Linked DNA regions of Homo sapiens: region 2 is linked to region 1. Evidence: chromatin contacts called from ENCODE Hi-C or POLR2A ChIA-PET data. All regions are on one chromosome and are shown on one strand. Each heading gives the region's core, a stretch centred on a gene start or an enhancer-like site at or near the end of the contact. The rest is flanking DNA. Distances are from core to core; before and after follow the strand shown. Region 1 overlaps CMSS1 (cms1 ribosomal small subunit homolog). Region 2 overlaps CMSS1 (cms1 ribosomal small subunit homolog).

Region 1 (2,772 bases), core at 245-2,744:
ACCGAAGAGAGCTGGTGACTGCAAAAGGCTTAAAAGCTAGTTTGGAATCTCCCTGTTTTACCATGCACCCACAAAAAACAAATCTGTAAGACAAATCTTTACAACCTGGGCTAAATGGCTTATATCAGATCCTAGCCACAAACAATAAAGAGTCTCTTTTGAAATTAACAGTCTAAATACTTTTTGCCTAGGTGTTAATTTTTCAGTTTAATTGTACTTTGAATTTAGTATAACATTTTAAGTACTTATTTGCTTTTACAGCATACTTACAACTTGTGAACTACAACAGACTCAAATAAATCTGAATCCCATGGAATTCCAATTACGGTTTTCCATTCTTTTGAACCATTGAGACTTGATGAGCCATAAAATCTCTTGACATGTGAATTTGTATACAGTGTTATATAGGAAAGAAGGGAGGAAAGGACTCTAAAGATTGTTGGGAGTATTTATTTTGTGGAACTGAGATTTGAGATTGCCAAAGGCTTTGTAGACCTTAGAGACAAAATTGCACTGCTCTTCCCATGTTGCAGCTAAGGTGACAAGCAGATGAGGTAAGGTCAGATAGTTAAGTCACTAGCAGATTTTGGTCCAACATTTCCTGTCCATCAGATATGTGGCTTTTCAATTGTTTAATACCTGGGGTTCTGCTTTCTTTGTTTTTAGCTGTGAATTAGTAAACTTTAAAAAGCGATGAATAGTGAAGCCAGAGCTTTTTTCAAAAACCTTTTTTTCAGCTACTAAAACCTGAGATAGTTTGCCTTCTCTTAAAATTCAAATCACAAGGTAAGATATGGTCAGGGCAAAAATGGATGGTATTCAAATAGCACATACATGAGGTATACTATAGCCATTTCTTTAACTGCCACAAACAGAACATTTCTCACATAGATAAACTAAATGGGTGAAACTCCTGCTCAGGGACAGTATAAGCAGCAGACCCAGGGCCAAGAGAAGTGGGGTACAGTCATTGCTCTCACCTCTAGCAGATATGCTGTTGACCACTGTCATATTTTGATGGAATTACTCCTTGCTATGCAAGCTTAATATCCTCTAGAACATGTTCATCTTAAAAGAACCCAACTTACAGGAAAGGAAGTATGATCAGACTGTTTATGCATTTTCTGTCTTCTCAGTATTCAGAAGTTGCTGAAAAGGAAAACATAACCCAAATGCTCTGGACTTACAGTCAAGGGAAAATTAAACAAGGCTCAGATAACCAAAATAATTTTAATTTGTACAAAGCATGCAAGAGGACAAGCAAAACACAGACCACAAGAAAAATGGTCATTCATGTTCCAGCAGATTACAGAATAAAACTTTTCCACCTGTCTGTAATTAGAGATGGCATATGGCCCAAACTCTCACTTTGCAAAAATCATGGAAAAGATATAAACCAATCATCCTCAGGAACTAGGAAGAGTGGGTAAAGGTAGAAGTAGGATGCTCACTGTGGCTCATGATTTAATTGTTTACTCAGCAGGAAGCCAAGCCACACATTAACCCTCATCCTCTAACTGCCTGAACCTCTAAGTACTCTTAAATGTATTAAATTTCCCTATTTTCCTTGCTCCTTGTTTACTGATTTATGACAGCTAAAATCGAGGACCCAAAAAAGTCCTCTAAGGATCAAAATGTTTCACATTTTATACTCTTCAGGCTGCTATCCATCCTGTTTCTATGGCAAACTGTGACTTCAGTAGTCACAGTAAAACATAGGCATCTGTTGTTGTGGTTTCTAAATTTCTGAAGTTTGAATTTCCCACTAACAAGTTAGGAAACGTTTGGTTTCCCAAGCATACCACTTTAGCCACTGCCTCTGTGTAGGCAGCCAGACTACAAGGAGGTGAAAACCAGTGAACTTATCCATTCTGGTACGTGACTGGCCCCTGCTTTGGCTTTTTATTAAATGTGGTGAACTGAACAACAATTAAGGTAAGAAAGCCACATAAAAAAGGAAAGCCTTTAAAAAAAAAAACACAGGCTTAAAAAAAGTTTTAACTTTTTGCTCAGAATAAGTTCTGGAAAAGGATACATGCTTTCTACAAAGGAGAGAATAAAGGAGAGAATAAAGGAAAGAAAAGCAGCCCAACGAAGAGTAGAGGTTAAGAGAAGGAATCATATTAAATCCTCCAAAATGCCCACGTGCAATATCTAAGTGAAAATAACCTGTGACCTGGGAAGAGAAAAAAGGGACTAATGGAGGTTAAAAACAAAATTTAACAGCTACATTGGAATGATTTTCTAAAGAACCATTCCTGGATTCTTTAATCTGCTAAAATACAAAAGGATCATTGAAATATAAATGGATTGTGAGCAATAAAAAAACATATAAATATTCTTAATAAGATAAAATACATACACACATATTTCTAAGGATATATATATATATATTTATTATTATGCCCTTGAAGTCTGTCAGAGAAATGGCTGCCTGTTAAAAATATTTTCCAAGAACTTTAGGTTCCTTGAAATGTTCTATGGAAATGGTATTTATGACAAACCCACCACCTCTGGGGAACATGAGATGTTATTACTGGCAAAGTCACAATTTTTTAAACCATCCAAAAATAATTATGAATTTATGCCAAATGACGAAACTTGCTATATTATTATAATGACTAAGAGAATATTTGCTAATGTCTCAAGATCAAGGCTCAAAGTAGCCATGAACCTATAGGAAATACTGTGACACAACACTGAATTGCTAGTGGTGGTGATTTGGGATCTTTGACAGGCAGAATATTACAGCACACAAATTCACTGGAGAGG
Region 2 (2,700 bases), core at 33-2,532, 220 kb before region 1:
GAGACGCTGAGCAAATAATCCTGTCTTAAGGAAAATATTGGAAATATGTCTAGAAAAAGGATTTTACTCTGACTAATGATACTGGTAGAAAATGGTTAGTTTTCCATTATTTTTATTCTTGTCAGAGATGGCAGAAACAGGAATTTGGGATACTCAAGTGGCTGCAGATAAAAAGATTATGTGGGAAATTGAGAAGCTAGTTATACTTTTGTAATGTAAGTCAGGCACGTAAGTTAGAACATGGCTACACTTTTGGTGACAGAATAACTTATGATGCTTATGGCTGGGAACAGGGTAGAAGGCTTGTGCTGCAAAGCATTTATCAGCATGCATCTTTAAAACTGGCTGCTCTTGTTACCTAATTTCTTACACTTCTTCTTCCCTTACAAAACATGAGTCTTTCCAATCAAATTCCACAAAGTTCATTTATTAAAACATTTTGTTTTGGAAGAAGAAGGTGAACATACATACACATACATACATGCACACCCCTTAAAGGCAGGGTTTCTTTTTTCTTTTTTTTTTTTTTTTTTGAGACGGAGTCTCGCTCTGTCGCCTAGTCTGGAGTGCAGTGGCGCAATCTCGGCTCACTGCAAGTTCCGCCTTCCAGGTTCACGCCATTCTCCTGCCTCAGCCTCCCGAGTAGCTGGGACTACAGGTGCCCGCCACCATGCCCAGCTAAGTTTTTGTATTTTTAGTAGAGACGGGGTTTCACCGTGTTAGCCAGGATGGTCTCGATCTCCTGATCTCGTGATCCGCCCACCTCGGCCTCCCAAAGTTCTGGGATTACAGGCGTGAGCCACTGTGCCCGGGCCTAAGGTAGGGTTTCAGGAATGACATTTTCCAAATGACCTTGGGTTAAAATTACTTGTAATCCCAAGCTACTTTGAAATGTTTAACCTCTGCACTCATTTCAAGTTTTCTTAAAATATACTTTAGACTACATGGGATGGAATGAAGCAGGCAAGCTCTAGGGAGGATAGGAGATACCATATTCCTGAGGCCAGTCAGCCTGTCAGCACTGGCATACCTGCAGAGAGCTCCTAGGACAGTGGTGATCAGACAAGTTGTGCAGTTCTGATGGAGAGGTTTTCCTGAGCATTTGGGTGTCCTAATTAAATACAGCCTTATTTCATGATAGGAGTGACTCAGGGTCAAAGGCAATGGGAAATGCTACAGAGAACACGACTGCAACACCAGGAAGGCTTTGGAAAGGCAGAGGCTAGTGTTGCAGAGAAAGAGCCCAGGCAGGGGATTGCAGAACAGTTTCATAACCTACCACTGGGAGGGCCTGGGCAAGTCATGCATCTCTGTCGCCTGGTTTTGCTCTCAAAGACTATGACTCAGAAAATCAGAGGTGGAATTGCTTTCTCTAAATTTCTTAGAAAATGTTATAAGGTAGAGGAATAATCTCTTCCCTGAAAAATCACGACCAGCATGATTGAATCCCATGCTTGCATTCCCAGCTGCACTTTTCCAAAAGGTGTTTTCAATTATTTTCAGTGAGCTAATGTTCCCTTGACTATCTTAAAGACTCAGAAGATCGGGACAGTTAAATTTGAATCTTGAAGAAAACAATAGCAAACAGCTGCACAATGGACCCATGTGGACAAAGGTGCCTGGGGCCTTACTAGAAGGGGCATTCATAGAGTGCTTCATAGTTTAGGGAGGGACTGCCCTTGGAACAAGCCCTCCATGGAAGGAGCTCAGAAGGATCAGCTGCAGACAGTGAAGCAATGAGCTTTGAGATAAACATCAGTGAAGTTTTCTGTGGCTCCACGCACTCCTATCAGGAGAAAAGCTAGCTGGCTTTGCAGTTGCGGGGGAGTAGGGAAGATGAGTGTACTATTTCCTCCCTCCAATTTTGTTCAGTACTAGAGGAGGTCTTAGAGATCATCTGAGTCAATTCCTACAGTTCACAGCCTAGGAAACGGAAGACAAGACTTGCTCCAGGTCACTGAACTAGTAGGTGGCAAAAATGGAGACTAGAATCCAGTTGTTCCTAATATGACATTCTACTTAAAAAGCCTGACTAAATCTTCCTCAATTAGCCACGGGTGTCTTCTTTTCCAGATTATTAACGAGCAATGAATTCTTACTTCATACAAATGCCTATGAAATTTGTATTTATATTATACTACCTTTTCACTCAATGTAAGACATCAGTAAAGTGATTCAGTTATCAAATATCATATAAAGAACCATAATGGGAAATGCTTAGTTCTAGTCTGTTAAATTGTTCAGTTTTAGAAATGTTTCTGCTTCCTATCCTTTTTGCTTGACATGAGGCTTTGACTTATAGGTGGATGCAGAAAAATCTTCATATCTTCATCTCCATCTACTCTTTAGGGCTTTAAATTCAGTTAATCCATTACTTGCATAAAGTTAGTAAAAACAAAGAATATTTAATTTTGAAGAGTATTAGCTAGCATTGTTGAGTAGGAAAGAACAGGAAAACCAAGTAAATCTCTCTGGATGGTTTTGCTTGTGGATATGCGTGTAGTAATAGAAAATGCAACTGAACTCTAAATAATAAAATACTTCCTGTAGGGCAAATACAGCCAGAAAAATTGGAAAGCAGATCAATAAGATTACTACATATCTTTAAGCCACTGAAAACAAGAGCTAGACGTTGGAATGTATTAGCAAAGTAGCTATGTCTAGACACTTCATGTTAACTATATTATATAACTTTTACTC

Evidence for each region. A loop is a pair of places that touch in the nucleus more often than their neighbours do. ChIA-PET counts read pairs that join two places held with the same protein, here RNA polymerase II (POLR2A). Pooled maps may share reads with other maps.
Region 2: a loop to region 1 is called in a pooled map, with 2.2 times the contacts of the local background. The contact joins two enhancer-like sites. A Hi-C loop is called at or near these places in 1 of 168 maps with a recorded cell type or tissue (chondrocyte), 9 of 37 single-sample maps with no recorded cell type and 10 of 50 pooled maps. POLR2A ChIA-PET finds 5 or more read pairs at or near these places in 5 of 52 experiments (HepG2, PC-9, Panc1 and 2 more).

What each region holds. Positions count from the first base shown.
Region 1 is chr3:99,865,378-99,868,149 of GRCh38, reverse strand. All of the region lies in intron 1 of CMSS1 (cms1 ribosomal small subunit homolog), which reads right to left. All of the region lies in intron 4 of FILIP1L (filamin A interacting protein 1 like), which reads left to right. The region is part of intron 1 of LOC105374010 (a long non-coding RNA gene); the gene reads right to left. Among named protein-coding and RNA genes, the nearest start is that of HP09053, 43 kb to the right of the region's middle. RefSeq lists a silencer at 1-5. Within about 2 kb of position 1,494, at least 3 of the 41 ENCODE cell types and tissues checked have a DNase peak (open chromatin) inside an H3K27ac peak, as active enhancers do.
Region 2 is chr3:100,089,118-100,091,817 of GRCh38, reverse strand. The region is part of intron 1 of CMSS1 (cms1 ribosomal small subunit homolog); the gene reads right to left. The region is part of intron 1 of FILIP1L (filamin A interacting protein 1 like); the gene reads left to right. Among named protein-coding and RNA genes, the nearest start is that of FILIP1L, 24 kb to the left of the region's middle. RefSeq lists an enhancer at 1,145-1,645. Within about 2 kb of position 1,282, at least 3 of the 41 ENCODE cell types and tissues checked have a DNase peak (open chromatin) inside an H3K27ac peak, as active enhancers do.